6 separate regions of the Homo sapiens genome follow, and regions 2, 3, 4, 5 and 6 are each linked to region 1. The links are chromatin loops, found by intact Hi-C in ENCODE. Cell type or tissue: heart left ventricle. All regions are shown on one strand. Region 1 overlaps CCND1 (cyclin D1). Region 2 has its middle 33 kb from the start of SMIM38. Region 3 has its middle 33 kb from the start of MIR3164. Region 4 has its middle 4.6 kb from the start of LINC02953. Region 5 overlaps IGHMBP2 (immunoglobulin mu DNA binding protein 2). Region 6 has its middle 16 kb from the start of LINC01488.

What was found. Hi-C counts contacts between places; a loop is a spot of excess contacts. Peaks named below come from ENCODE experiments on the same cell type or tissue, not always from the same donor. Only the 100,000 strongest peaks of a DNase experiment are listed, where the experiment ranks them.
Region 2: a loop joins it to region 1, with 5 times the contacts of the local background. A loop is called at or near these places in 35 of 110 quality-filtered maps.
Region 3: a loop joins it to region 1, with 4 times the contacts of the local background. A loop is called at or near these places in 102 of 110 quality-filtered maps.
Region 4: a loop joins it to region 1, with 2.5 times the contacts of the local background. A loop is called at or near these places in 4 of 110 quality-filtered maps.
Region 5: it touches region 1 in a loop (2.8-fold over the local background); 4 of 110 quality-filtered maps call a loop at or near these places.
Region 6: a loop joins it to region 1, with 4 times the contacts of the local background. A loop is called at or near these places in 28 of 110 quality-filtered maps.

What each region holds. Positions count from the first base shown.
Region 1 is chr11:69,641,185-69,646,184 of GRCh38, reverse strand. It overlaps CCND1 (cyclin D1), which reads right to left. Exons shown (of 5, transcript NM_053056.3): 1 at 4,674-5,000; 2 at 2,939-3,154; 3 at 2,194-2,353. The coding sequence starts at 4,871. Among named protein-coding and RNA genes, the nearest start is that of CCND1, 2.5 kb to the right of the region's middle. RefSeq lists enhancers at 1,793-2,537, 4,056-4,758 and silencers at 2,754-3,013, 3,144-3,203, 3,294-3,433. In heart left ventricle, CTCF peaks have their summits at 1,631, 2,473 and 2,672 (motif pointing right); DNase peaks (open chromatin) are centred at 1,724, 2,724, 3,390, 4,994 and 2 weaker places; H3K4me3 peaks cover 3,741 bases; H3K27ac peaks cover 3,625 bases.
Region 2 is chr11:69,120,889-69,125,888 of GRCh38, reverse strand. No RefSeq gene overlaps it. Among named protein-coding and RNA genes, the nearest start is that of SMIM38, 33 kb to the left of the region's middle. RefSeq lists enhancers at 2,279-3,094, 2,814-3,108, 4,866-5,000 and a silencer at 2,814-3,108. In heart left ventricle, no CTCF peak of the experiment used is centred here; a DNase peak (open chromatin) is centred at 2,990; H3K27ac peaks cover 875 bases.
Region 3 is chr11:69,113,457-69,118,456 of GRCh38, reverse strand. No RefSeq gene overlaps it. Among named protein-coding and RNA genes, the nearest start is that of MIR3164, 33 kb to the right of the region's middle. In heart left ventricle, no CTCF peak of the experiment used is centred here; a DNase peak (open chromatin) is centred at 2,705; H3K27ac peaks cover 834 bases.
Region 4 is chr11:69,418,605-69,423,604 of GRCh38, reverse strand. No RefSeq gene overlaps it. Among named protein-coding and RNA genes, the nearest start is that of LINC02953, 4.6 kb to the left of the region's middle. RefSeq lists a cis regulatory region at 2,855-2,865 and enhancers at 2,788-2,932, 2,492-3,066, 3,641-4,216. In heart left ventricle, no CTCF peak of the experiment used is centred here; a DNase peak (open chromatin) is centred at 2,844.
Region 5 is chr11:68,922,217-68,927,216 of GRCh38, reverse strand. All of the region lies in intron 7 of IGHMBP2 (immunoglobulin mu DNA binding protein 2), which reads right to left. Among named protein-coding and RNA genes, the nearest start is that of IGHMBP2, 21 kb to the right of the region's middle. RefSeq lists an enhancer at 1-42. In heart left ventricle, no CTCF peak of the experiment used is centred here; no DNase peak of the experiment used is centred here; H3K27ac peaks cover 848 bases.
Region 6 is chr11:69,495,356-69,500,355 of GRCh38, reverse strand. No RefSeq gene overlaps it. Among named protein-coding and RNA genes, the nearest start is that of LINC01488, 16 kb to the right of the region's middle. RefSeq lists enhancers at 220-754, 2,288-3,101, 3,102-3,917, 4,097-4,639, 2,590-5,000. In heart left ventricle, a CTCF peak has its summit at 2,924; a DNase peak (open chromatin) is centred at 2,955; H3K27ac peaks cover 1,343 bases.

The DNA of each region.
Region 1 (5,000 bases):
CGCTTCTGCAGGGAGCGACAGGTTCTAGCTGGCTCCGCACCTTGTGCACCCCCCCGTCTCCAGGGGCACACACAGCGTGGAGTCACTGGGGCCACGTTGTTTCAGAAGCTCGTGCCCCCACCCCAGTGTGTGGTGCTGTCTGTGCTTAGATTAGGAGCCACCCAGAATTAGACACCAAAGCTCCAGGATTTGACCCTATCCGCTGCCTGGTTGTAAAGGGAAGTGACAGCTGTCCCGGAAGCTCCTTGGCACTGGACGTTCCTCACCTGGCCTCCCACGGAGCCAAGGGCGCACCTGCCCTGAAACCCCCATGCGTGAGTGTATGCAGCATGTGCACACCTGCTGGGGACCTGGGGCCAGGAATGCCTAGTGCAGGGAGAACACCCAGCATCACCTTTAAATGTAACCTTTGCCACGTGGAGGGCAAAAACACCTTCCTAGACTCTTTCCCACGCCTCCACCTCCTTCAACCTGTTTCTGACTTTAAGCAGCCGTAAGTCACTCTTGTCTCCACAGATGTCCAGCAGGAACAAGGCACTGGCTGCTCAGTTACGTTCCATGGGGTGGCCACGGGTCAGGACCCGGAGCACTTTGCAGGGGTGGGTCCCCTGGTCTCCTGCCCCTCCCTCGGGACCCACCCTGGAGTGGACTCCACAGTCACTGAGAGCACGTGCACAGCTGGGTCCCCAAGTGTCCCTCCTCCTTCACCCACCGCTGGGGGCGCCTTCGCAGACAAAGGGTGTGCAGTAGTGGGAAGGACGAGAATCTGCACCTGCCCACTGCCTCCCACTAGCACCCAGGGGTCCTGGGAGGGGAGCTCCACTGCTGGAGCCACCCTGTAGGGAGGCTGTGCAAGAACCACGCCCCACGTTCTCTCCAGGAAACTTTGCATTTCTCTGAAGCCACTTTCAGCTCCATAAAAGGCTGTCTGGAGTCTCCGGAGGCCTCTCTCCTCTGAGGAGCACCAGCCAGAGAATGCCTCCCTGTCTGCCGCATGCCCCCCCACCCCAGACCCATCCAGACTGGTCGACATCCTTGGCATCTTCATCTGCCCACCTTGGGGACTCGCTTGGAAACGTGGGGGAGGGGTTCATGCCCCAAGCAGGTGGAGGAGGTGGGGGAGGCCTCACGCCTAAACCAGAACCCATTCTGGAATACCGGCTGCGGGCTACCGGTGTCAGAAGGGAGCTCTGAAGTAGGCTTGGGGGGCTCTGCCCTCTGGGGAGGGGAGAAGATGCTACTGCCTCTTTGATGCCCCGTGGGCCTTGTGGCCTAGGTCACCCAGAGTGAGCCCCCAAACAGATGTGACAACTGAGGCTTGACCAAAGGTGGGCCACAGCAGAGCTGGGTGGGATGGGGCCATGCTCCCCCATGAAGGTAACCAGGCCTCCTGGGCCAGGGAAGGAGGCGGTCACAGGGGGGTCAGAGGCAGGGCTGGGGACAGCAGGAGGCGGCACCCTGTGTATGTGCGAGTCTGTCCCCACTGGGTTCTGGGGCCAAGGCCATGTCAGGGAGGGGCCTCTGGGGCCATGCCAGGGGAAGTGAGGACTGGGTGCTTCTGCTGCCCACGGTGGCGGCCCAAGCTGAGAGTGCTCTGAAGCGCCCCCTCAGGGCTCAGCTGAGCCCGGCTGGCTGCCGGCACCCCTGGCAGGGCCTCAGGCAGCCGAGCTCCTCTGCTGGACACCCCTGCACTCGGCTGCCCAGAGCACGTGGTGCAGGCAGGCCGACAGCTCTCCCCGCCCCTGGAGGCGCCTCTGGCAGGTGGCCCAGCCTGGGAGAGGCCAGGAGGGGGCCTCTGCAGCTCAGGCTCCTTAAGGACACAAGAAGGGCTGGAGGTGGGTGGAGAAAGGAGGCGGCCCTGTGGCCAAGGTAAACCCCTTTCAGCATGGAGTGGCCACAGGCTGCCTGGCCTGAAGGACGAGGCCAGAGTAACGGGACACAGGCAGGCTGAGCCGTCCACACCAATGCCCAAGGTACTGCATGGTGGCCGTGAGGGAGCAAATCTCCCTCCATCCAGCGCGACAAACAATCCAGGGCCTCTGCTCACCAGAGCTGGAAGAGCGCTCTCCAGCGCAGGAGGGGGTCTGGGGACATCTTCCCAGACAGCACCCAGGTGGAGAGCAAGAAGCCGGCCAGGGTCACCTAAGGAGCCGGCTCTCAAGGGGAGGCCGGGGGCTGCCGGGCCTGCCCTACCTGTGGCACAGAGGGCAACGAAGGTCTGCGCGTGTTTGCGGATGATCTGTTTGTTCTCCTCCGCCTCTGGCATTTTGGAGAGGAAGTGTTCAATGAAATCGTGCGGGGTCATTGCGGCCAGGTTCCACTTGAGCTTGTTCACCAGGAGCAGCTCCATTTGCTGCGAACACAGGGTGAGCGGCCATCAGGGGAGGTGCGGGCCAGCCCGGGGGCGCGGGGAAGCCGGCAGCACGGGGGCCGGGCCACGCCGCACCTCCGGCTCAGAGCACTGGCCCCTGCGTCTCGTGCGGTCCTGGATGTTGGAGGGGAGGGCTGGCGAATGCTGGGGACTCAAGGGAGCTGGGGCAACACGCAATCCCAGATCAAAACAGAAAAGGCGCCCGCCGCGTGAAAAGACTCTGCAAGTGGAAACAAAAAGACCTCCCACCACCTGGAACTGGAGGCTCAGCGCCGAGCGCGGCGCTCCTCGTGCAGCCGCTGGAGGGCGCGCGCCGCCCACTTTTCGGCCACACCGCGGGGCGCGAACGCGGTGGGAGTCGCAGGCAAGCGCACACAGGGCGGCGGGACGAGGGCGGCTAGGATCCCGCCCGCTCCCCGGACAGGGACGCCCGGCGGCGGGGCCGCCCTCCCTCGGAGGAGCAGATATGTCAGAGGCGGGCCGGCCGCCACCGCCTGCACCTTCCCCGGCCCCGTGGTCCTGCGTGCGGCTCGCGGGGGGCGGGGGGCGGCGGGGTCCAGTGGTTACCAGCAGCTCCTCGGGCCGGATGGAGTTGTCGGTGTAGATGCACAGCTTCTCGGCCGTCAGGGGGATGGTCTCCTTCATCTTAGAGGCCACGAACATGCAAGTGGCCCCCAGCAGCTGCAGGCGGCTCTTTTTCACGGGCTCCAGCGACAGGAAGCGGTCCAGGTAGTTCATGGCCAGCGGGAAGACCTCCTCCTCGCACTTCTGTTCCTCGCAGACCTACGGAGGCACGGGGCCCGTGACCGCCGCCGCCAGGTCGCGCCGCCCCCCCGCACGCCCCCGCACCCCCCATCGCGCTTGGCAGGGCCGCCAGGTCTGGAGGGCGCCGAGGGGTCGGGGCTGGGGGCGGCAGGAGCTTCCCGTGATGCGCCCCCTCCCCCGCGCGTCCCCAGTACCCACCCTCCCCGAAACTGAAAGGGAAAGTCCCCGCGAGGCTGGCACGGTGGGGGCGGGAGCGGGCACAGCTGGGCGGCGTGCGCGGCGGCGCGGGCTGCCGGCCCCCGGGACCCTGGCCCGCCCTGGAGCTCCGTGGTCCCTCTGACTGGGGGTCGACACCAACTGGGGTGCGGGGCCGCGGAACGGGCCGCGGGGTTGGGCGCCGCGCCTGCGAGACACAAAGGTGGCGTCCCAGGCCGCCGCGCCGCATTTCCCCAGACGTCATCTTTTCAAAAAATATTTAAAAATATTAAAAAAATAACTAAGTGCATAAAAAAACCCTGAAAATGACCCTCGGGCGACCCTTTACCCAGGCCGGGGGTTGGGAGTTCGTTACAGGCTCCGGGGGGAGCCCCAGGAATTCAAACTCCGGGGCCCCCCCTTCCCCCTGGGCGCGGGCGGCGTTTCCCTCTCGCAAGGGCACCACGCCGCACTTTCAAAAATTATTTTAAAATACTTGCGGGCCCCTCAGGCGCCCACCGAAGGTCTGAAAATGTGCTCCCAGGCCCCCGGCTCGCTCGGAGAAGGTCCTCCAAGCCGATATCCCTGCAGACGGGGATCAAGCCCTGGCGTCTTGGGGGCCACGCGACCTTGCAGCTCGCCGTGCTCTCCGGCCCAGGCTGCCCGTTCGGGGCGCCCCGGGACTCGCTGCTTGAACAAAGGCCCCCCCTTCCCTAGCGGCGTCCCCCCAAAACTACCCATGCCGCGTCCCTGCGCCCCTCCCGCGGGCTCCCGGCAGCCGCGCGGCCCTTAGCTGCGGCCCCAGCGCCCGGCGGCCGCTCCCCGCCCCCACCCTGCCCCCAATTATTAATAAACACTTTTGCTTTGCAATAAAAGAGCAAAGATGGCGCATAATACTGGCACGAGCGGCCCTTGCATACGTGTCCATGGATATTAATTTAAAAATCAAATCTATGCCCCCTCCCCCCGGAGTTGGCGGCTCCCGGCCGCTGAGGCGCAGCCGGGCTGGGGCGCAGGCGGGGGACACAAAGCGCACCCAGCCTGCCAGCCCGCACCCTCGGGCCCATTGGGGTGCCCCTGGCACTGGCTTCTCCCGAAGGCACCCCTCCCGGACCCCCTTCTCCCCTCCCACGAAACGCTACTTCTAGCACCCCCACCCCCACCCCTTCCTCCTTCAGAAAATACCCGCAATTTTTATTTTGAAAATACGGATCCCTAGAAACACCACGGCAAACTTCAAAGTTCTAGCGGGAGAGAAGGGAGGGGGGTGAGTAGCAAAGAAACGTGGGTCTGGGCAACAAGTTGCAGGGAAGTCTTAAGAGAGCCGCCCGAAGCCCCGCACCTCCAGCATCCAGGTGGCGACGATCTTCCGCATGGACGGCAGGACCTCCTTCTGCACACATTTGAAGTAGGACACCGAGGGCGCGCAGGTCTCCTCCGCCTTCAGCATGGCCCGCAGCACCCGGTCGTTGAGGAGGTTGGCATCGGGGTACGCGCGGCGGATGGTTTCCACTTCGCAGCACAGGAGCTGGTGTTCCATGGCTGGGGCTCTTCCTGGGCAGCTGGGGAGGGCTGTGGGTCCTGGCTGGGTCCGCGCTCGGCTCTCGCTTCTGCTGCCCCGCGCTCCCTCGCGCTCTTCTGCCCCTCGCCGGAGCGTGCGGACTCTGCT
Region 2 (5,000 bases), 520 kb after region 1:
TTTTTTTAAATATATTTAATTTTAATTATTTTACATTTAAAAACTGAAGCAATAATTGGATTATTTGTAACTCAGAGGATAAATGTTTGTGGGATGGATACCCCATTCCCCAGGACGTGCTGATTTCACACTGCATGCCTGTATCCAAACATCTCATGGACCCCACAGGTACATACACCTACTACAGACCTGCAGAAAAATTCATTAAATTTAATTTTTAAAAACTGAAGCCATGTGGGCCAGGCGCAGTGGCCCACGCCTGTGATCCCAACACTTTGGGAGGCCAAGGCAGGCAGATCACTAGGTCAGGAGTTCGAGACCAGCCTGACCAACATAGTGAAACCCTGTCTCTACTAAAAACACAAAAATTAGCTGGGCGTGGTGGTGTGCACCTGTAATCCCAGCTACTCAGGAGGCTGAGGCAGGAGAATCGCTTGAACCCGGGAGGTGGAGGTTGTAGTGAGCCAAGATTGTGCCACTGCACTCCAGCCTAAGCGACAGAGTGATACTCCTTCTCAAAAAAAAAAAATTAAAAATACTGAAGCCATGTGAAATAGCCTCTTGTTCAACACAACTTTATTGTCTAGGTAGGACATTCAACATGTAGTGTCTGAAGTAAGAGGTGCTCTCAATGTAAGTACCAGGTTTTTAAGACTAGTACATACAAAAGAATGCAAAATATCCCAATAATTTTGATTATGTGCTGTTTCAATATTTTGGATGGATTGGGTTAAATAAAATGTGATTAAAATTCATTTCACCAGTTTCTTTTTACCTTTTTAATGTGGCTACTCAAAAATTGTAAATTATCTCTGTGGTTCGCATGACAAATGCTGCCCAACTTACGATGGGGTTACGTTCCAGCAAACCCATCCACTGAATCAAACGCATTGAATCCACCTGAACATCATAGCGCAGCCTGGCCCACCCTATGTGTGCCCAGATCACTGCCATTAGCCTACAATTGGGCAAAATCATCTAACACAAAGCCTGCTTTATAATAAGATGTTTACTATTTCATGGAATTTACTGATGTTCTACTGAACGCATATGGCTTTCACACCATTGTGAAGTCAAGAGATCCTTAAGCTGCATCCTAAGTTGGGAGCCATCTGTCTACAGCTGACCCTTAAACAACACGGGTTTCAACCTATAGGCAGGTTTTCTTCCACCTCTACCACCCCTGAGGCACAAAGACCAACCTCTCCTCCCACTCCTCCTCCTCCTTCCTACCCCTCCTCCTCTGACTTAGCCTCTTTGATGTAAGATGACAAGGATGGAAACCTTTATGATGATCCACTTCCACTTACTGAATAGTAAATATATTTCTCTTCTTTATGATTTTCTTAATAACATGTTCTTACTTTATTGTAAGAACACAGCATGTAATACATGTAACATACAAAATATCTGTCCATCAACTGTTGATGTTATCAGTGAGGCTTCTGGTCAACAGTCGACTATTCGTAGTTCAGTTTTGGAGGAGTCGAAAGTTACATGCAGGTTTTCACTGCATGGGGGAGGGGGTCGCAACCCTAACACGTGCATTGTTCAAGGGGAAACTGCGTGTCTGTTGGGCCCCAGTGTTTTGGGGCCTTTGCTGATTTGCTCCTTTTGAACTCGCCAGTAAAGGTGGTAATAAACGTAGCAGAACCCTCGCCGGCCCTCCCGAGCACCAGTCTGGGAGCTAAGCTTACATTCTCCAGCTGCCCTCAATGCCCCCGCATTCCGACAAGATAGGATCCATTGATCCCTATCCGGGCCCAGAGAGATGGAGTAACTTGCCCAGGTCACACAGCAAGGCCTTGGGGGACCTCATATCTACAGGCCTGAGGTGGAGGCCCTGGGAGGGCGCCTGGTCTCCTCTCCTCCCTCCAGCTCCTCAGCCACATTCTGCCCTGGATTTTCTCGGGGATTGGGGGCCTTTCTCAGTTCCTAAAACCAACAGTGAATCCAACCCCAGGAGCGCCTCCTCTGGCCGCTGTCTACTGGAACCAGGGGAGGAGAGAAGTGAGACCAGAGACTGCAGACCTTGAAGGCTAGAACAGGGAAGGGGGAAGTGGGCCAGCGGGGAGGGTCGTGGCGGGGGCACCCAGGGGTACAAAGGTACTTAGCCCCTGCAAGGGCCAGGAGGGAGGGCAGGGGGAAGTAGGAGGACCCCACCCGTCGCCCACTCAGCAAAGGACTCTTGGGCACCTGGCGCGCACTCACCACCATGCTCAGTGTTGGGTGCAGTGGTGGGTGGGGCCTCAACCTCACAGAGCTGGCATTCGGCGGCAGGGACAGGTGCTGACCACCCTAATGGTCAAGCGGAATGCTTGCAGGGTGCAAGGTCACAAAGTTCTGGGTTCAAACTCTAGCTGGGCCCCACTATGTGACCCTGGGCTACCGTGGGCTGCAGCCCGCTGGCGTGAGGAGAGACCTCAAAGGTGCAGGGAACTCTGGGGCTTCCCCCACCACGGGTAGAGGAGATTCAGAGGTCTCCGCAGAGCGCACAGAAAAGCCAGCTCTGCCCCAGCCCCCTCCCCGCCCTCACACCCAGCCTGAGCACTTCCTTCACTCCCTGGATCAAGGCTGCATGCAAGATGTCACCGGCTCACTGGCTCTGCAACCTACGTCTCTGCAAACCACTGATGCCGCCCACTCCCGCCTCTCACAGGGAGCTGACTCGATTTGCCCGAGGTCCCTGAGCTGGCAGGAACAGATCAGAGTGTTCTGGCTCCCCTCCCCCCGCCCCCCCGCCATGGGTCTAGCAGATTAAAAGAAAACTTCCCCAGGAAGGCTGCAGAGACACACCCAGCCCTGTTTCTGAGATCACAGGCGAGGAGCCCAGAGGCAGGGACAGAATGACAAATGCTTCTTAGGGGACCCAAATGCCTCCCGTTCTGGGTACAGAGTGCTGCCCTATTATCCACCAATGCAGAGAGCACTGCTGCAGGGCGAGGGCTCCGGAATGTTTGCAGGACGCATAGCAGAGCTGTGAGTCAGCCGAGGCAGGGAGGAGGCCGCACAGCAGGGCGGGCAGGTGGGGAGCCGGGCGTGAGGTCAAACCCTCCATGCAGAACTAGGGTAAACAATGGCCCAGGACCAGCCCTTGGGCGGCATTCTCCATGGCCCAGCCCAGGTAACATCGGAACTGTGCCCAAGAGGAGGAAAGGCACTCGCCAGGAGGGAAGCCATTTGCCCTGGGTCCTGCCGGGATTTGGGGCCAAGATTCTGGACTCCCAGCACAGTGCTCTCTCTTGGCCAAGCGCTGCCTGGGCATGGCTGTCCCTGGATATAAATGAAACCTTGTAGATTTGAAGAGTATTCTAGCCGCCCCGGAAGGCTGGCTGCTCAGAGGTGCTGTCTCACGATGGGATCATATACGCAGACATGGGGCCCTACCTCAAACTGGCCGTGCGACCTGGGGCAAGCCACTTATGGGTCTGAGTCCCAGATGCCCCACCTGGAAAAGGGACAGGAATTCCTACCACCCCAGGCACATGTACAGTTCCAATGAGATAAGAACCGAAGCACCCGCTGTGTGCCAGGCACTGGGTAGGGGCTTTTCACGTGGTATCTGTTGTCTGTGCTGTACCCTCTCCACGTTAGGGAGGCAGAAACTGGCATGTGGAGAGGCCAGCTTGCCGTCGGCCACACTCTGAGGATGTGGCAAGGCCAGAATCTGCAGGTTCATGCCCTCTGCAGTGCAGTGCCTCCAGCAGGCTCCCAGAGGGCATGGGACCCTCCGCCCCAACCCGCCTGTGAGCCCCTCAGAGCCTGGGAAGACACGTGCGGGTGCAGCTGCAGGGAGGGCAGGGCTGATCCAAAGGCTCCTTGGGGTGGGGAAGGATGGCTGAGCCGGGATCCACTTTCCACATGGGTCCTGAGCACACTGCTCTTCACTCCAAGTTCTCGGCCACTTGGGATCACGCTCTTCTTTAATTCTCCAAGCAATGCCTCCCACTGCCCTCGGAGCAGTACACTCCACCAGGGGCCTCCCCAGAGTCCCTGGGGATCGGGCTGAGACAGATGGGCAGGGGCTTGACTCCCTCCGAGCTGCCCTCCGCCAGCTGCCTCCACTCCTGTTCTCAGGCCCACCTTGCCCCCTGCCCCTCACTGGGCACCCCAGGGTCATGGTGGGGGCAGGCGGTCCCAAAGGCCTAGGCTCTGGATGACTTGCATTGAATAACGTTCCACTGCTCCCAGGACCCCCGTGCAGGGTAGCACTGTCTCCCTCTCTCCAGCACCTCTGCCTGGCTCCCACGGCCCTCCCCCCCGACCAAAACCACCAATTCCGAGCCTCAATGATACAGAGTGGTCCAGCCAACCTTTCACCAGCTACCCAAAAATCCCAGGGGAGGTAGTCAGCTGGGCTTGATGACAGCCACCCCAGCCCTGGGGGAGCCACTCCCAGGCAGGACACCTCCTGCCTCTCAGGTCATACCCCTTCCTAGATGCCCACATCTGTATGATGGGGATGAGAAAATCTTCTCTTTATGGAAGAAAATCTACAGAGAGCCCTGAGCAGGAGCCTGGCATGGATATAACACGCACCCAACAGCTGCTGCCACTTCCTTCCCTGGGAGGGCCTTCTGCAGCTCGGCGCCCTCAGCCTGTGCGTGGCTTTGCCCCCTGCACATTTGGTAAGTGAAGCTCAAGGCTGAGACCAAAGGCACACAGGGGCGTGTGCATGCTTGAGTCTTATGGGTACGTGCTGTGTGCCTGTGTGCATGCATGCCCAGGCAGGTACGTGTGTGTGGGTGTGCAGAAACATGTACGTGTGTGCATGCATGCCCAGGCAGGTACGTGTGTGTGGGTGTGCAGAAACATGTATCTGTGTGTGTTGTGTGCAGAAGCATGTACATGTGTGTTGGTGTGCAGAAGCATGTATGTGTGTGTGCATGTTTGTATAGATGTGTTGTGCCTGTGTGTGCATGTGGGCAAGTATATGTGTGGCTCACATAAGAAAGTTCCTTAAATTATAACACCTTGGAGTATGTCACACTTATTGCTGC
Region 3 (5,000 bases), 530 kb after region 1:
GTGACAAAATCATTGCTTAAGCTATGATGCTGCCACTGCACTCCAGCCTGAGTGACAGAGCAAGACCCATCCCCAAAAAAATAAGTAATTAGGCCAGATGCAGTGACTTATGTCTGTAGTCCCAGGGCTTTGGTAGGCCAAGGCGGGCAGATCACTTGAGCCCAGGAGTTTGATACCAGCCTGGGCTACATGGTGAAACCCAATCTCTACAAAAAATACAAAAATCAGCCAGAGGTGGTGGCATGTGCCTATAGTACTAGTACAGTCTAGGCACTGGACTATACTATAGCAGTAGTCCCAGCTACTTGGGAGGCTGAGGTAGGAGGATCACTTGGGCCTCGGAGGTCGAGGCTGCAGTGAGCCATGATTGCACCACTGCATTCCAACCTGGGTAACAACGCCAGACCCTGTCTCATAAATAAATAAATAAATAAATAAATAAATAAATAAATAAATGGAAGGAGAAAGTGAACATAGGACCCAAGCTCAGTAGCCCCCACCACACCCAATTCCTGCTCTGGCCTTGCCCCCAAGAGTGCAGAAGAGAGGCATGGTAGTCCTCCCCTTGCTCCGAATTTCTGTTCCTGTATCACCGTGATGCCAGGCCATTTCAGGAAGGGGCTCTGAGCCAGCCATGCTGAGGTCTCACCACCATCTCTCTGTGGGTGACCAGTCACACAGGATCTCTTCCTCAGATGGTCTTCCCTGTGGTCTCCCCACAAAGCATCCTCCATCCTAGACTCACTGCTGCCCCAGCTCCTGCACTCAGCTGTCCCCAGAAGCCTGAGCCAGGCACCCTTCGTGCCCCACACACCCACCACCTATGTCCAGCCGCTCGGGCAGCCCGGGGCAGCCATGCCTGTGACGTTCAATACCCAACTCCTGGAGTCATGTAACGCCCAGAGGGACAGAGACAGAGGCCCTTCTCGCTCCCCTTCCCCAGCGCCTCGCTCAGGGCTGAGCACAGGATGGATGCAAAGAACAGGGAAACTCCACGGAAGGAGTTCCTGAAGTTTCTAAGGACACTTTCCGTACAGTTCAGGAGGGGACGCTGCACTGTCCCTGATGCTCACCACGGTCTGTCCCTCCTGTCCTAACCACGCTCCCCGTACAGCTCAGGAAGATAACACTGCACTACCCTGATGCTCACCACGTCTCTCCCTTCTGTATTCTTCAGGCTCCAAAACGCTTTCACATTCTCTCTCTCAGCCTTCAAAGTAACACTACCTAGGGCTATACCAGGCGACATTATTCAGCTTTACAGAGGAAAAAACTCTGATCCCCAGGATAAACGATAAATGGCTGCTCATCCCAAAAGACGTGGCCATATTTGATTATTCTGAGTCATCCCAACCTGACACAAGGTACCCTTGGGGACAGGGGGGCAGACAGAACACCCTGGGAAGCCCCCAGGTGGCTTCCATGTGACGAGAATTGGTAAACTGAGGGCTGTGTTGGGGTTTGCCCCGTGGGCCGGGTGCCCTGGGCAGCCCAGGCCTGGCAATAACTCACCCTGAGCTACCTCAGTTTACCTGGCTGTGAAATGGACTGGGAAGACCAGGTCAGGGGTCCCAGGCAGGGTCGGGGGTCAGGGGTGGGGTTCGCTGTGGCAGACAGGTGAGGGCCTGCCCCACCTAAAGCTTCTGCTACTCAGCAACCTCCAGTCACTGCTGGAGGGGGCCGGCCAAGCAACACCAGGTCCTCTGGAAATTGAGATGAATTCATGAAACCTCCTGTAGCGGCCTGCATGGTGGCTTCGAAAGACGTGTCCACGTCCTAACCAAATGTGGCCCTATTTGGAAACAGGCATCTGCAGATGCAATTAAGGACCTTGAGGTGAGATCATCCTGGAGAACCCAAAATCCAATGACCAGCCTCCTCCTGAAGGCTCAGAGGAGAGACACAGGGAGAAGAGATGGGGGCCACATGAAAACAAGGCGGAGACTGGAGCGGGGCAGCCACAAGCCACAGGGCACCTGGAGGCACCAGGGCAGACAGAGGCCGGGGTCCCTCCCTGGAGCAGTCGGAGGGAGCGCAGCCCTGCCTACATCTAGATATCGGGCTTCGGCCCCAGCACTGGGAGAGAAGGCATTTCTGTGGTTTCCAGCCCCCACCAGTTTGTGATCTTTTGTTACGGCAGCCGCAAGAAATCTCCCAGCTGACACGGCCGGCTCGTTTCTTTCACTAGTACTGAAGGCGCCAGAACATATGTCACGGCCACCCTTGTCCTGGGGGTCCCGGCCAGCAAGGCCTGGACTCCAGATCACAGCCCTGCACTGGAAGTCAACGAGGAAACAGCCCCCAACATGTGACGTCGAGGAGGCGAAGCCCACCTCCCAGGCCGCAGGCTGCTCTCTGGAGAGTGGACGGTGACACGCCTCCTTCAAGGACCCTGGCTATGACGGCCTTTGTAAACTGCAAAGTGCCTTCCAGGTTACACGGTGGGGTTATGAATGGGACTGAGTTCCTATCTCCCGAGAGTGAGAGTGCGAGTTCCTGACCCATGCCCCACCCCAGGAACGGCCAGGGCACAGAGGCCAGTGCCGGGAGCCGGACGCTGAAGGTCCCGCAGTGGCCTGCAGCACCCCTGGGGCTGCACCCGCCTGCTGGGAGAGGAGCGGCCCCGCCCTCCCCCAGGGGAGGCGGCCGTCACATGGCAGAGGTGCCAAGCTGGTGAAAGGCCGCCCTCCCTGTCCTGGCACCGCCGTCCACTGCAAATGCCTGGCCAGAGTCGGTGCCAGCAGCCTTCAGGGGCTGTCATGTGCCCAGGCTGCTGGCAGCTGCTGGTCAAGGGGCCTTGCCCTCCCTCTCTCTGGACACACCTTTGATTCGGAGGAATGTGTGTGTGTGCTTTTTATTCCTTGAAGGGGAAAAAGCTCTCTCTCGGCAGAATTCTTCCCGGGACCCCGGCTGCTGACCGCTGGTGAGGGGTCCTGGGAAGGTCAGGCCTCCGAAGGGACCTCCGCCCCTGCCTTCCCACCACCCTCCCTGACACCGCGAACACACTCCGTGCCTTCTGTTGCTTGGGAAGGATTAGAGGGTCGTGGCTTTAAATCCCACCTCTGAGATTATAAATCCTGGAATCCAACCCTGCCTCCGAGCTGGTGACCCTGGGCAAGTCCCTCCATCCCCCTGACCCACAGCTTGTTCATCCACATCATAGGGATATTCCAGAGGGCTCGACAGAGGACTAAGCACAGTGAAACCGTGCTCCTTCTCAGCTCCACAAGGGCACTCTGAGAGTTTTCACCTTCCGGGGGTTATTAATGATGACGCCAGGGCGACAGGTGTCGCCCGGGACTTTGGGGCAGACTGGGATGTTTGGCAGGCTCTGATTAAATAAGATAACGTACATCAATAAGATAACATCCTTGGCTCAGGCCTCCTAGCAAGTGCTCCGCAAACACTAGTGATCGCCACTCCCAACTTCTCCCAATCCAGGCTACGTGCCCGTGGTCCTGTCACCAGCTGCTCCAAGCTTCAGTCTCTGTAGGACAGAGCTGATCACTTGGAGCTGAGCCTTCCTAGGCCACGCTGGTCGCAGAGCAACTGCCCTGCAAGGGAGTTTCATTTATTCATAATAAATCCTATGTTAAGGCTGAGAGTGAGAAAAGCCTTTTTGTTTCTGGCATTTTCTCTCCTAAGCAAAGCCTGGTGCAGACAGAAGGAAATCATGATCCGTCCATCTCAGCACCAGGAGTTCTCGGTGGAGGGCCCATTGCCAGGTAGAGGGACTTCTGGAAGAGCAGCCATAGGTTCCCAAGGAGCTGGAGGTCATGCGCCAAAGGTGCAGGTTTTGCTGGGTTCACAAAGGGGCCGAGGGGCAGGGGCCCAGTGACCACCTGGCCTCAGGCCCCAGAAGGACCCCTGTAGGCAGCTCGGCATCACCAAGGGCAGCTCCCAAGAGATCATCAGGAGCCTAGAGGCCACCCCCATGTGAACAATGGGGCCCTGGATCCCTACGAAAGAGGGTGGCAGAGCTGGACATGAAGCCGGCACCTGGCACAGGTCCTTCTCTTTCCTGGGTGAGGCCTGGGGCTCTCCCATTCTGGAAGGCATGAGCATAAAAGCACCTCCCTGTGGCACCCCCAGCCCCTACGCCCGGGGGCCAGCTTGCCTTTTTGCTCCACACACCAGGGTCATCCTCACGCAGTCAGGGAAAACATCCCTACCCCTCGGTCCCCACAATATTCCAAACCCATCACTGAGCACTTCCGAGCGAGAGCTGGGCCACAGCCTCCCTGACCTTCCAGAAGGGCTGTCGCACAGCCTGTTTGCTAACATGAAAAAACCGGGCTCAGAAAGGTTAGGTAACTTGTTCAGATCACACAGCTGCGAGGGCTGGGCTCGAGCCCAGGTCCATCTGGCTCCACCGCCTATGTTCTGGGCTGAGCTATAAAACTGCACACCCCTCACCCACCTCCCCACATACTGGTCCGTCTATCCCTCGGCCACAGTGCTCAGAGCTGCCTCTGGCCCCAGAATGCATGGAGGTGGAAGGAGACCCAGGAGGAAATGAGACTCATGGAAAGGGAATAACGTGATGAATGCAGCACTAGAGCCCAGAGACAGGGACAGGGGAGGCCTCCTGAAGAGGGGCGTCGGGGTGGGGCAGGTTGGCCAGGTGGGGACGAGGGGACAGCAGAGGGAACAGCAGTGGACACGCACAGAGAGAGACAGCAGAGGGAACAGCAGTGGACACGCACAGAGAGAGACAGCGGTGCCATGTCCAGGCAGCTGCAGGACGTTCTCGAGGCTGCCCTGAGTGAAGGTGTGGGGAAAGGAGGGGCCGGGCTTCGCTGGGCATTCTAGGCTCAAACCAGGGGTTGGGGCTTTTCTCTTAGATTGAATCCTGAAGAGCCATAGACAGTTCTAAGCCCAGGGTGAGTGACAACACTGACCATTTGGAAGTGCCCACCAGAGGCCACGTGTCCCAGAATGAGAGGAGTTAGAACAGGGAGTTGCCGGGAGGGGAGATGGCACTGAGCTGAGGGCGGGGA
Region 4 (5,000 bases), 220 kb after region 1:
GTCCTGCCAATGGGGTGGCTGACCAGAGCCAGGCCTGGCCAGTCCCAGCCCTCCTGCCAGCAAGGACGCAGATCAAAGCAGTGCATGGGCTGTTTGATTTTCTTGTAAGGTCTTGCTGAGTGGATAGTTTCACCCTGGGCTGCTCAGATCTCGGCGACAGAAAGGGAGAATGTGTCCTCTGTCCTCTCACGCCCTGTGTCTGTGCTCCTTGCAAAGGTTGTGAACACATTCACGTGGATTTAATTAATCGCCGCAGGTGCACGTCCACCTCTGCCTTTCCCTCTCAGTGGGTTCCCATGTTTCCACATGGTGGGTTGAGTGTCTGCACGCTAACTGGCTTAGACGTTTGGACGGTCTCCATTGTCAGCATCATTTATTCATTCAACAAACATCCACCGAGCATTTCCTGACCGCCAGATTCTCCTTTGGGTGCTGAGGGTGCAGCGGTGAACAAGTCACCATCCTCAGGAGCTGACATTCTGTAGTTCAGGGAGATGAACAATAAACCAAATAAACAGTAAGTAACCATGAGATGGACCATGTTGGGTGGGCATAAGTGCTCTGGAGAAAAACACACAGGCAAAGGAGTGCGGGGGGATTGGGCAGGTGCCTCTGTGGATACCAGGGCCAGCTCTGACCTTCCTGAGGGGGGCGGTCTGAGCAGGGGTGGAGGGGTGCCGGAGGGAAAACCTGGATGCCAGGGTTGGGGAAGTTGCTTCAAGAAAGCGCAAAGCCCCCAACACGAGAGCTTGACTGGTGGGGAAATGCGGGAGTTTCGGTGGGCTGGGGCAGGGTGAGCGACGAGCATTGAAATAACAGGACGTGGACGACGACGATCAGCAGGTCTGTCTCAGCAGGGGCCTCGTTACATGGGGCGGGGAGACTATTTCCTTGGGATCAGTGTTTAGGCCTAGAATCATTAGCTTTGGGGCTGCGTACATTTTCATGGCCCTGGCTCAGTAGTTGTTATTTCTGTACTGTTTTCCCTCGGTCCTGATCCAGTTTATAGTTACCACCGACAGGATATGATAATCATGCTAACCAACCCTTCCTGAGCACATGCGTGCTTCACACGTGTGAACCTGCTGATGCCTGCGTGAGCGTTGGCTTCATCACATCCTCCCCAGCACCTGCTTTTCTCATTTTAAAATAATTTTGTTAACATGAAGGTGTAGAACACCTCTCTCTGGACTTTGCTGATTTTAACTGGAATTTTAAAAATCCCCTAATAAGAAAGGCAGGCCAGGCGTGGTGGCTCACGCCTGTAATCCTAGCACTTTGGGAGGCTGAGACAAGCAGATCGCCTGAGCTTAGGAGTTTGAGACCAGCCTGGACAACATAGTGAAACCCCATCTCTACTAAAAATGCAAAAAATTAAGTGGGCGTGGTGGCGCACGCCTGAAGTCCCAGCTACTCCAGAGGCTGAGGCAGGAGAATCGCTTGAACCTGGGAGGCGGAGTTTGGGGTCAGCCGAGATCACGCCACTGCACTCCAGCCTGGGTGACAGAGCAAGACTCTGTCAAAAAAAAAAAAAGAAAAGAAAGGAAGGAAGAAAGAGAGAGAAAGAAAGAAAGAGAGAGAGAGAGAAAGAAAGAAGAAAGAAAGAGAGAGAAAGAAAGAAAGAAAGAAAGAAAGAAAGAAAGAAAGAAAGAAAGAAAGAAAAGAAAGAAAAGAAAGGCAGCCATAAGTGAACCCTAACACCAAGCTTGCAGAATTAAATGAGCAAATCGTGTCGCCTCTGCCTGCCTTTCTACCATCATTGCATACGAAGCTTGTTACTTATGTCTTCATCTCACTGTGTCCCCAAATCTGGGGCTGTGTGAGCTGATTTGGGGTGGGACACAGATGGCTGGGTTTTAGCCCTATTGTGAAGGGTGACTTTTAATGTGTAATCTATTTATGGCAAGTGACGTTGATCCACCACATATGGCAGTGCTATCAAGTAGCCAGTAAAAGTACATTTATTTAAGAAAATAAGCAGAGTGGAAGCATCGTGTCAGTGATGGGACAGGTGGTATTCAGCAGCCTCAAGGTGCTGGCGGCAGCTGATGTCTTAAAGACTGCACTGTCTCATTTAATCATCCCAAGCACGGATACTGGAGGGAGTCTTTTTTTTTTTTGAGACAGAGTCTCACTATGTCACCCAGGCTGGAGTGCACTGCCACAATCTCGGCTCACCGCAACCTCTGCCTCCTGGGTTCAAGCGATTCTCCTGCCTCAGCCTCCCGAGTAGCTGGGATTACAGGTGCGTCCCACCATGTCTGGCTGATTTTTGTATTTTTAGTAGAGATGGGGTTTCACCATGTTGGCCAGGCTGGTCTCGAACTCCTGACCTCAAGTGATATGCCTGCCTCGGCCTCCCAAAGTGCTGGGATTACAGGCATGAGCCACGGTTCCCGGCCTGGAGGAAGTCTTATTAGCCTCATTTCATGGAGGAGAAACTGGGGCTCCAGGGCATGGAGGCTGCCTGTGGCCACGCAGCCTGGGAGGCTTGTCAACCTCCTTTGACAAGCACGCCACCTGCATCACAGAACAGCTGCATTTCTAATGTCAGGCTTCTGCTTACATGCAGTTGGTCTTCTCCTGTGAATGGGGAAACTGAGGCCTTGGAAGTCAGTCAGCAGGTCAGGACACAGTTCAGCCCAGAGCCGGGGCTCTGGCCCCATCCAGGGGCTCCCCCAGCAGCCAACTCTGCCAGCCTTTGATGCCTCGCTGAGACAGAGGGTCTGGACAGTGGCCACTCACCCACTGGGCCCACATCCCCACAGGCCTGGGCTCTGGACGCTGGAGGCCTGAGGCTGCACCCCAGGTTGGGGCTGGCCTACCTGCCACGGGGCCAGGGCTGGGTGCTTTCTGCTGAGTCACTAACAAAGCTCAGGCCTGACCACAGGACATTTTTGAGATTCCAGGGCTGGTTCCACAACGGCCGGCATCGGCCCTGCGGCATGTCCGGCTTCACCCTGCCCAGAATCACAGCCTCACAGAGTCTAGAGGGCCCGTGGGGACGGGAGTCCTGGGAACCGAGGTTGGGAGACAATGGGTGGCCCCTCGGTGTGGTGTCCTCTGCTCACCCCTTAGCAGGACCCTGACGGAACTGGGTACAGGCAGAGATTCATCTTCATGGCAGGACTTCAGGCAAGAGAGGCCCCGGGGTTGAAGACAAGGGGCTCAGAGCTTGCTTTTTATACACTTTCAAATTTTCTCAGAGTAGAACAATTTAAAAAAATATAAAATATGGTTAAAAAATTCTCCTACTTAAGACTCCCAGACCCCTAGTTTTCCTCCCTAAAGGCAACTGACATTACCAGTTTCCTGGGTATCCATGCAGGGATATTTTATGCATAAACAACCAAATCTCTATACATGTCCATAGAGAGAGGCAGACGTATCTGCATGTGCATAAACACTCGTGTGTGTGTCCTTTTATCCCAAAGGAAACACTTCTTTTTCCCTTGACAAAGGACATCCTCTGCATCTAGCTTCTAGAAAGTGCTGCCAATTTGGGGACCAAGGGAGGGAGGCTGCAGAGGAACATCGTTTGGTCAAATGTGAAATGTGATCAGGAAGCCGGTGCTCAGCAAACTTATCTGAAGCTCTTGGGGACCCCACAAAGATGAGCGGGTCCCCTTCCCAATTTTCGGACCGTCTTGGCAGAGGCTCCCTGTCATCAAGGACCTGAGGTTGTCACAGCCGGATGGTGTGGGAGCTGGCACTGCCGGGGCTCCCGCTGCCTGGGACACGTACGGCTGCCCAGTGATCCTGAGCGCCGACCCCTGAGCACCTCAGTGTCCGTGACTGTGGAGCGGAGGTACGTGCAGAACCAGCTCTGTCTTCCCAGACACTGTCGCTTTGGTCTAAAGTGATGTAATGTTGCCACGGAAATTCTAATCCCTCCCATCAGGCAAAAATACTTCGATGGGACTGTGTTCTTTCAGCAGAGAGGGTGTGCATTTGAAGTATAGATTTGTTAAACATAGATGCTGAGAACATGACTCTGCTTGGCGTTCCATTTAATTGACCAGAAACCCGAAAAATGTCCTGGTCCTCTTCTTAAGTCTGGGGGTAGCTGCTGCCCCACTATGCACCATCGCTTATCTGTTCTTTTCTGCCCCCTGCAGCAGGGAAGGGGCTCTGGAAGGGTCTGAATCTGGTGTGTCCAGTGTGATCCCTGCACCCATGCCCGGAGCTGTGCCTGGGACCCTGCCCCAAGCAAAGTAATAATCTGAATGATATCCTCAAAGGAGCCTGGCTTGGGCTAACAAGGAAGAACTTCCAACGTGGAGAGCTGTCCTGGCACCATTTCTTCCTGCTGTATTAGTTGAAGACCTACTGTGTTCAGGGCCGTGAGCCAGGGCACAACCACCCCTTGGGAGCACACTCTGCCTCAACCCTGGAGTGGCTCCGAAATGAGTCTTCAGTCCACAAGACTGAGGGTTGCCAATCCTTCTCGGTGAGCCGTGAGGGTGATTCCTCCTTGGGCTTCAGGGGCAGGATGCCCTCAGAAAGATGCCCTCCACTGCCCCCGCACACTTCAGGCTCCCCATGACCCTATGTGGGGAAGGTGTTGTTGCAAGAGGCCCATGGGTGTGTGGGGGTAGTGGGGCTTGTTGGCTGAGCAAGAGCTCAGGCAATACTGCCCGGGTGGAGATTCTGGGACTTTGCACAAGTTGATTCACCTCAACCAGCCTCAATTTCCTTGTCTGTAAAATGGCGCAGTAGTAGTCCTTGTCTTACCGGGTTGTTATGCAACTTAAATAAGAATATCGAGGCCAAGCGCCTAGCCCAGTGCCTGACATGTCGAAAGTGCTTGGTGGGTGCCAGTCTTTCCCCTCCTCATCAAGTCCTGTGGCAGACAGGCCCCCCAGCAGAGCCGGACCTGCCCTGGGAGTCAGGGTAGGAAACAGATGAGGACCTCAGCCCGGGACTGGCTCCCCTTCGGCCAGCACTGTGCAATAGGAAGACTATGTCAGCCTCACCTATAATTTTTAACTTTCTAATGG
Region 5 (5,000 bases), 720 kb after region 1:
CAAACCCCGGGGTGGGAAGAGAACCTGACTTCCAGAGTTGCTACATTCTATTATTTAAAATCATCCATTTTCAACAAAAAACTACAAGGCACGTAGAGAGTCAGGAAAATATGGCCAATATTCAGGGGAAAAAAGGCAATCAACAGATACTTGAGGCCAGGAGCAGTGGCTTACGCCTGTAATCCCAACACTTTGGGAGGCCAAGGTTGGTAGATCACCTGAGTCAGGAGTTCGACACCTGCCTGGCCAACATGGTGACCCCATCTCTACTAAAAATACAAAAATCAGCCAGGCGTGGTGGTGGACGCCTGTAATCCCAGCTACTCAGGAGGCTAAGGCAGGAGAATCGCTTGAACCTAGGAGACGGAGGTTGCAGCAGGCCGAGATCACGCTACGGCACTCCAGCCTGAGCAACAGAGTGAGACTCCATCTCCAAAAAATTAAATAAATAAATAAATAAACTGGATACTAGAGAAAGCCCAGATGCTGATCTTACTAGACAAAGACTTGAAATATCAGCGATTCTAAGTATGTTCAAACAGCAAAAGGGAAACAAGTCTAAAGAAATAAAATATGAGAATAATGTCTCACCAAATAAGAGAATATCAATAAAGAGACAGGAATAATTTTTTAAAAAGTACCACACAGAGGCTGGCATGGTGGTTCATGCCTGTAATCCCAGCACTTTGGGAGGCTGAGGCAGGCAGATCATGAGGTCAAGAGATAGAGACCATCCTGGCTAACATGGTAAAACCCAGTCTCTACTAAAAATACAAAAATTAGCTGGGCGTGGTGGCAGACGCCTGTAGACCCAGCTACTCGGGAGGCTGAGGCAGGAGAATTGCTTGAACCTGGGAGGCAGAGGTCGCGGTGGGCCGAGATCACACCACTGCACTCCAGTCTGGCGATAGAGCGAGACTCCATCTAAAAAAAAAAAAAAAAAAAAAAAAGCACCACACAGAAATTCTGGAGTTGAAAAGTACAATAACTGAAATTCACTAGAAGGATTCAACAGGAGAGAATGATCAGCAAACTTGAAGAGAGGTCCATTGAGAAGATCCAGCCTGAAGATCAGAAAGAAAAAAATGGAGGAAAATGAACAGAGCTTCAGAGATCTGTGGGGCATTATCAAGTGAATCAACTGATTCATAATGGGAGTTGTAGATGGAGACGAGAGTAGAATAAGGGCAGAAAGAATACCTGAAAAAATAATGGCTGAAAACTCCCCAAATTTGATGAAAAACACGAATCTAAACATCCAAGAAGGTCCACAAACTCCATGTAATTTACTCACAGAGATCCACACCTAACACATGATAATCACACACTCAAAAGACAAAAGACGACACTTGAAAGCAGCAATAGAGTAGCAACTTGTCACATATAAGGAGCCCTCAATGAGATCAATAGCTGCTTTCCCATCAGAAAGTATGCAGGCAATGGAATGACACGTCCAAAGGGCTGAAAGACTGTCAACCAAGAATTCTATACCCAGCAAGACTATCCTTCAAAAAATGAAGGAGAAACTAAGACATGCCCAGATAAAGATGAGCTTAGAGAATCTGTCACAGCAAACCTGCCCTTCAAGAAATACCAAAGGGAGTCCTTTGGAGAGAGTAACTCAAATCTACATGAAGAAATAAAGGCAACTACATGGGTAGATATAAAAGACCCCATAAATGTATTTTCTGCTTGTGACCCTTTTTTTCTCCTGTCTGATTTAAAACACAACTGGATAAAGCAATAACTACAAAGCCAATTAGAATCTAGCCAGGTGTGGTGGCTCACTCCTGTAATCCTAGCACTTTGGGAGGCCAAGGTGGGCACATCATTTGAGGTCAGAAGTTCGAGACCAGCCTGGCCAACATGGTGAAATCCAGTCTCTACAAAATATACAAAAAAAATTAGCTGGGCCTGGTGGCATGCGCCTGCAATCCCAGCTACTCAGGAGGCTGAGGCACAAGAATCACTTGAACCCGGGAGGAGGAGGCTGCAGTGAATCAAGATTGTGCCACTGCACTACAGCCTGGGCAACAGAGTGAGATGCTGTCTCAAAAAAAAAAAAAAAAAAAAAGAACCTGGACTCTGTTCCTTAGAGCAGCCCACCAGCTGAGAGGTTGTGGCAAACAGACTCTAAGGCAGGGATGTGCAATCTTTTGGCTTCCCAGGGCCATATTAAAAGAAGAAGAATTGTCTTGGGCCACACATAAAATATGCTAACATTGACAATAGCTGATGAGCTTAAAAAAAAAACACAGAGACAAAAATCTCATAATGTTTTAAGAAAGTTTATAAATTTGTGTTGGGCCACATTCAAAGTATCCTGGGCTACATGTGGCCTGCAGGCCTTTAGTTAGACAAACTTGCTTTAAGGTATGCCCCAGGATCCTGGCCACTGGTATTCACATCTTGCATAATCCCTTCCCCTCAAATGTGGGTGGGGCCTGAGACTTGCTTCTAATCCACAGAACAGGGGAAAGGTGATGAGATGTGACACCCTTGATAACATTACATAAGACGATAACCCATTGTGCTAGGAGACTATGTCTCTTGCTGGCTTTTAGGAAGCAAGCAGCCATGTTGGCAAGGCCTAAGGGCAAACAGCTAAGAGCGGCCTCCAGCCAACACCCAGCAAGAACCCACAGGGAACTGAATGCTGCCAACAACCACGTGAGCCTGAAGAAAGATCCTTTCCAGGCAAGTTTCAGATGAGACTGCAGCCCCCACTGACACCTCGATCGCAGCCTTGTGAGATCCTGAGCACAGCACCTTGTTCAGCCGGGCCTGGGCTCTCCGCCCAGATAAACTGTAGAATAATAAACGTGGGTTGTTTTCAGCTGCTACCTTTGTGGTACTATTATCACACAGGAACAAACCAGAGGTCTCACAAACACATTCCTAAACCCCAAAAGAGTGGTTGACAAGATTCCCACAACAGTCACAAGGTACACAGCTCTGTAACGGGAGTGCTCTCTCCTGGCTACAAGAGAGAATGTGCGTCCTCCACCTCTGCCCAAGATGGAATAGCAGGGACTGCATTTACTCTCCCATCTCAAATAACAACCCCCCCAGCCAGTTATTTAAAATTTTTTTAAAATAACTGAAACCACACTCTTCAGGACACTAGACAACAGGTAACAAAGAAAAGTAACCCCTGAATAACGAGAGACAAAGGAGGTGAGCCCTGGGGTTACCCCAGCTTTCTGCCTTGAGAGTTTCCAGGAGAGAGTACAGAGAAGGGGCAGCCAGGTAGAACCTAGAAGGCTCCCTGAGTTGAGGAGACAAGGCTGAGAATCTGTGGCGACCAATGCAGGCAGAGTTTCCAGGACAAAATGCCAAAGAGACTGCTACACAGAGAGAAAAAACCCCAGAGATCTGCTGCGAGATTCCCTTGGGTATTGTGATTAGCACATGCTTAGGAGAAAACTACTCCAGGCCTGGGAAAAATACCATCCAAAACAATGAGAGAAAAGTGCCCAGTGCTCACACAAGGCCGGGAACAGCACCTAATCCCACCAGTCAAACTCAAAAATCTCATGATACAGGGTGCATTGGGTAGAAAGCTCAAAGGGTCTTACCTCAGTACAGGGGAATATTAACCCTGGACTAAGCACTGATCCAGACCCTAACACATCTCAAAAGCAAGACTCAAAAGGATTAAACTGTTTACAAGTAACTTTACTGCTTCCCAAAACCAAGCACAAGAATATTATAGGAGACTGGGCGTGGTGGCTCACACCAATCCCAGCACTCTGGGAGGCCGAGGCAGGCAGATCACTTGAGGTCAGGAGTTTGAGACCAGCCTGGCCAACATGGTGAAACCTCGCCTCTACTAAAAATACAAAAATTAGCCGGGCATGGTAGCGCATGCCTGTAGTCCCAGCTACTCGGGAGACTGAGTCAAAAGAATCACTTGAATCCAGGAGGCAGAGGTTGCAGTGAGCCAAGATCGCACCACTGCACTCCAGCATGGGTGACAGAGCAAGACGCTGTCTCAAAAAAACAAAACAAAAAAACAAAAAAAAAGATTATAGGAATACAAAAATATTCAATATTCAGCATGCAACAACGTAAAATCCTCAATGTCCGGTATCCAAACAAACATTAGCAGGCCTACAAAAAGGTAGGAAAACACAACCACTCAAGGGGAACAGTTCATCGAAAGAGACCAAAAATGACACAGGTGATAGAGAAATAATAGTCTAGAATATTCAAAACAGTTATTATAGTTGTATTCCAAATGTTAAAAAAATTAAATAAGAACATCAAAGATATAAAAAGACTCTTATTTCTGGATGTCAGATGAAAGTTACACTGGATGGGACAGATGTGAGATTAGGCATGAAAGAAGGAAATTAGTGAACTCAGCAATAAGCAAGTATAAAGGTTCAGCTGTGCAAGATAAATTCTATAGATCTGCTGCACAACACGACGTCTATAGTTAACAATATTATATAGTACACTTAAACATTTAAGAGGGTAGATCTCATGTTGTGTTCTCACCACAATGTTAAAAAACATGAGGCCGGGTGCGGTGGCTCACACCTGTAATCCCACCACTCTGGGAGGCCAAGGCAGGCGGATCACGAGGTCAGGAGTTCGAGAGCAGCCTGGCCAATGTGGTGAAACCCCGTCTCTACTAAAAATACAAAAATTAGCCAGGCGTGGTGGTGTGCATCTGTACTCCCAGCTATTCCAGAGGCTGAGACAGAAGAATCGCTTGAACCCAGGAGGCAGAGGTTGCAGTGAGCCAAGATTGCGCCACGGCACTCCAGTCTGGGTGACAGAGTGAGACTCTGTCTCAAAAAAAAACATGAAGCAAATAGCACCAGGGCAAATCATAGTCAAATTGCTTAAAACCAGTGATAAAGAAAGCATCATTTTCTTTCTTTTTTTTTTTGAGACGGAGTCTGGCTCTGTCGTCCAGGTTGGAGTACAGTGGTGCAATCTCAGCTCACTGCAATCTCCGCCTCCGGGTTCAAGCGAGTCTCCTGCCTCAG
Region 6 (5,000 bases), 150 kb after region 1:
CCTGTTTTGGCCCACTGGACACTATGATTGAAAGCACAGGTTCCAGCTTGCAGGTTTAAGTCCTGGCAATGACCTTGGGCAAATGGTTTGCCCCTCTGGTCCTCAGCGCCCTGCCCTGCCAAGTGGGGCAGCAGCCCCTGCTGTGTGAGAGCCTGCATGCTGGTGGCAGCAGCTGGACCCTAAGCAGGCTTCAGCCCTGGACACTGCAAATTGTTCCCTTGAGCTTCCATCACAGTGCTGCCGGAGGCGCGGGAAGGCAACATGGTGTGTTGTAACACGCTGCCTGGTGGGAGCGTCTCTGCTAGGCCTCGAGGGCCCTCCTTTGAGGTTGGCCAGGAAGGGGCAGGAGAGAGGAGAGCTGGGGCCAGCAAAGCAGGCTCAGAGACGCCTCCAGATTCGGTCTGAGTTGAAAGGGCTCTGGTCGCAGTGTGGAGCAGGTGTGCCCTACATTGCAAATCCCACTGGGTCTTCTCATTGCCCCACAGCAGCCCCAAGAAGCAGGTGGTGTCGCTCACTCAAGCCCTGGAGTCAGGAAGGGACAGAACAGGGACTCGCCCAGTCTCTGCAGGTTCCCGCCAATGCACTCCTACCTCCTGCTTGCACTTACTCCTCATGATGAAGTCTGTACAGTTCCAACCACTGTGTGGGTTACAGCAAAGAGGCTTCTCTGAGTAGACAGAGTGAAAGGGGTGGGCTGGTCTCATGGTCAGGGCTGCCGCTGGCTGGGCACCTGCTGCGTGTCCCAGGGTGAGCTGGATTCTTAACCATTCGGCTTTACACACCTTCCACTTTAGAACAGTTGCAGCTTCACGGAGAAGTTACGGACACAGCAAGAGCTCCCGCGTGCCCCACACCCAGCTTCCCCTACTGTGAACATCTAATATTAGTAGGGTGTGCTTGTCAGAGTTAACGAACTCATGTCAATGCATTCTTGTTAATTAAGGTCTGTAGTTTGTTTGGCTTTCCCACAATACCCTTTTCTGTCCCAGAGCCCCATCCAGGGCCCCACGTGACACTGGGTCACCCCATTTCCTGAGACTCCCTGGGCTGCGGCAGCTTCTCTCTTTGCTTGCTTGTGACATCCTCACCAGTTTTGAGGACTGGTTTTGAGGATTTCACAGAATGCCCTTTAGTTGATCTCATAGTTGGACTGGGTTATGGGGTTTGGGAAGGAAGACCCCAGAGGGAAAACACCCTTCTCATCACACCTGCCGCTGGCAGGTGCTGAAGGCATGACTTATCTCTGTGGTCCCCTTTCTACTGAGGAAGGAGGTACAGCAGCTCACAGAGGTGACAAGCCTGGAGGAGGCGGAGTGGGCCTCATCACCCAGGGATGTATCTAGGGCTCGCTATCCCCCTGCCTATACCTGCACTTGCATATACCTGTACCTGCACCCGCATATACCTGTACCTGCACCCGTCCACCTATACCTGCACCTCTCCACCTGTACCTGCACCTCTCCACCTGTACCTGCACCTCTCCACCTATATCTGCACCCCTCCACCTATACCTGCACCCCTCCACCTGAACCTGCACCCTTCTACCTGTACCTGCACCCCTTCACCTGTACCTGCACCCCTCCACCTATACTCACATTTGTACATACCTATACCTCCATCCCTCCACCTACCCACACTTGCACATACCTTCACCTGCACCCCTCCACCTACACCCGCACCCCTCCACCTATACCTGCAGTCCTCCACCTATACCTACACCCCTCCGCCTATACCTGCACCCCTCCACCTGTACCTGCACCCCTTCACTTATACCTGCACCCCTCCACCTACACCTGCACCCCTCCACCTACACATGCACCCCTCCACCTATACCTGCACCTCTCCACCTACACTTGCACCCCTCCACCTATACCCACACCCATCCGCCTATACCTGCAGTCCTCCACCTATACCTGCACCCCTCCACCTATACCTGCACCCCTCTGCCTATACCTGCACCCCTTCACCTATACCTGCAACCCTTCACCTATACCTGCACCCTTCCACCTACACATGCACCCCTCCGCCTATACCTGCACCTCTCCACCTACACTTGCACCCCTCCACCTATACCCACACCCCTCCGCCTATACCTGCAGTCCTCCACCTATACCTACACCCCTCCGCCTATACCTGCACCCCTCCACCTGTACCTGCACCCCTTCACCTATACCTGCACCCCTCCACCTATACATGCACCCCTCCACCTATACCTGCACCCCTCCACCTATACCTGCACCCCTCCACCTATACCTGCACCCCTTCACCTATACCTGCACCCCTTCACCTATACCTGCACCCCTCCACCTACACATGCACCCCTCCGCCTATACCTGCACCCCTCCACCTACACTTGCACCCCTCCACCTATACCCACACCCCTCCACCTATACCTGCAGTCCTCCACCTATACCTCCACCCCTCCACCTATACCTGCACCCCTCTGCCTATACCTGCACCCCTCCGCCTATACCTGCAACTTGCACATGCCCATACCTGCACCTCTGCACCTGGACCTGAACTGCCTATACCTATACCAGCATTTTCATCAGGACCCTTTGGAGTTGAGGCTCTGAGTCCTGATGCCCAGGTCTCAGGCACTGAGGGGTATCAATTGGCCCCAGACAGTAAATGCAGCCTGCTTCCAGGGGCAGACATCCACCCCAACCCCACTCTGGCTGGCGTTCCTGCACAGAGGCTGCTGCAGTGCCCTGTGTGTGGGGAAGGGTGCGCCTCCCCTGTGGTCTCCTTTCTGGGGGCCGGCCCCCGCCCCCACCCCATCCCACCACAGAGCCTGATATCTGGGGGTGAGGTCATCGTTATTTATGTGATGGCCCTGCTGCCCGGTGGTGTTTGCACACAAAGGCCCCGCTCTGGGACTGTGCCATGCGGGCCGGCATTCCAGCACATTCCTGCAGCCCGCAGCCCAGCCCTGGACAATAGCTCGCCCTCTCTCCTTTGCCGGGCCGGCCTCTGTGAACAGAGCACTGTTGACAGCCGAGGCTGCTCTCACTCCCGAAGAATTCCAAAAATGGAACAATGTACGCCCGGCCTGGGACTCTCAGGCAGCTGCTCAGAGCAGGGCCCTGGAAGGCTGCGGTCTGGAACTGCCTGTGTAGCTGTCCTTTTGGCCGGCATTTCAATGGGAACCTGGGGCAGGGCGGGGCGGGGGGGCGGGTGGGCGCCACGAGAAGAGAGGAAATAGAAAACACCCAAACCAACCTGGAAGCAAGCCAGCACTTCCCTGGCCGCACAATCCCCGTGGTGAGGAGGCTGAGATGGTGGGCTCAAGCACACTGTGCTGGCCAAGTCTATGCAGGCACTGACCTTTGCCCAAGACCTGTGAGTGGTTCCCCAGCTCCTAGATCAGCTCCTGCCTCAGACAAGTAAATGGGGGTGGCAAGGCAGGAGTGACACATTTGAGCAGTGGGGGAATGAGGGAGAACGAGAGCCGGGACCCCTGCATCCTGGTCCAGGGCTCAGGCCACTGCTGCCTCCCAAAGATCTGTCCTCAGCCCAGGTGGGGACCACCCTGCTCCTGAGTACAGTGCCCCCCTGCATTGCAGTCTCAGGACAACTTCTGAAAGCCTGCTGTGGCTGGAGGAATGACCACACCTGGACGTCCACAGCCACTTGTCCCAGGATTTCTCTATCCTGCAATGCGGCCGGATAATTCTCTGCTGTGGGGACTGTCCTGGGCCCTGTAGGGTATTTAGCAGCATCTCTGGCCTCTGCCCTCCAGATGCCAGTACCAAGCCCCTTCAGTTGTCCCCACAACTGTCTCTCTGTTGGGGGCAGAAAGAAAAGAGAGGGAAGAGAGAACATCCAAACCACCCTCAAAGCAAGGTAGAGCTCCCCTGAGTGCATGGTGCTCGTCAACTCAGGAAAGCACGGATAATGCTGCCGGAAGTTGGTTCTGCAGCTGGCGAGGTGGCCACCCGGGACAAGGATGGCTCTGGCGCCATGCCCGTCTTGGACTAGAAGGAAAAGACAGAAGGACGAGTCTGCCTGTGAGTGATACCAACACGGGAAAGCAGAGCTAGAGAAGGAGGGATGGAGACCCCAAGTTCCGATGACAGACTCCTGGAACCAGCTATGCCTGAAGCTCTTCTACATCAATTAACCCTCTCCTTTTGGCTGTAACCAGTTTAAATTGGTGTTCTGTCGCTTGTAGCTGAAATTTTCTGCACAACCCACCTTCTTCACCCGATGGCACGCTGCTGTCTCTTCCCAGCCAATCTTGGTCAGGAGAAACATTCACTGTTGCTGCAGGGGGCTTGGGCTGTCATGGCCTCCCAAACCCAGCTGAGCTTGCTGCATATTGTTAAAGCCCTGCGGGTGGAGGAGAGCAAGGCATCCCGTGCCCCTCAAAGTCTGCCACCAGCACGGTCATCCCAGCTGCCCCACCTGCCCCAGGAGCTCCTGTCATCAAGCCCTGCCTCCTCTTTTCTTCCCGGAGCTCACATCATCCCCAGGAGGTACTTAGGACCAGGGATCTCAGGCCTGGTGCAGAGGTGAGGACAGAGGTGTAGGAGCTGGGACTCGGCCCCACACCCTTCAAGTTCCCAGTTGTGAACGTCTGGGCCCTGGGATCAGCAAAGCCAGCCTCCCCTCCCGGCCATGTGTTTATGCTGGACATGAATGGAGCCCCTGGAGGCCAGGAAGGGTGAGGCCTCCAAAGCCCTGGGGAAGATCCTGGTAGGGGGACAACCCCAGGCTGGATGGGCTTTGAATTATCCAGGTGGCACCAGAACCTCAGAGGCCTCTTTCACAGGCGGGAATGATGTGGCAAAGCCCAGCTGGCCCCAAGTGGCTTCACATATTCCACAGGGAGCAGGGACCCACTCACTTCCCAGCAGCCCCTGTGTGTGTGTGTGTGTGTGTGTGCATGCGTGTGTGCACCTGCACACCCATGTGTGTGAGTGTGTGAGTATCTAGCAGGGGCTGGTGAGGTGAGGGCAGCTTCTTCCACCTTCCGGGCTCTGGGTGGGTGTCCTGAT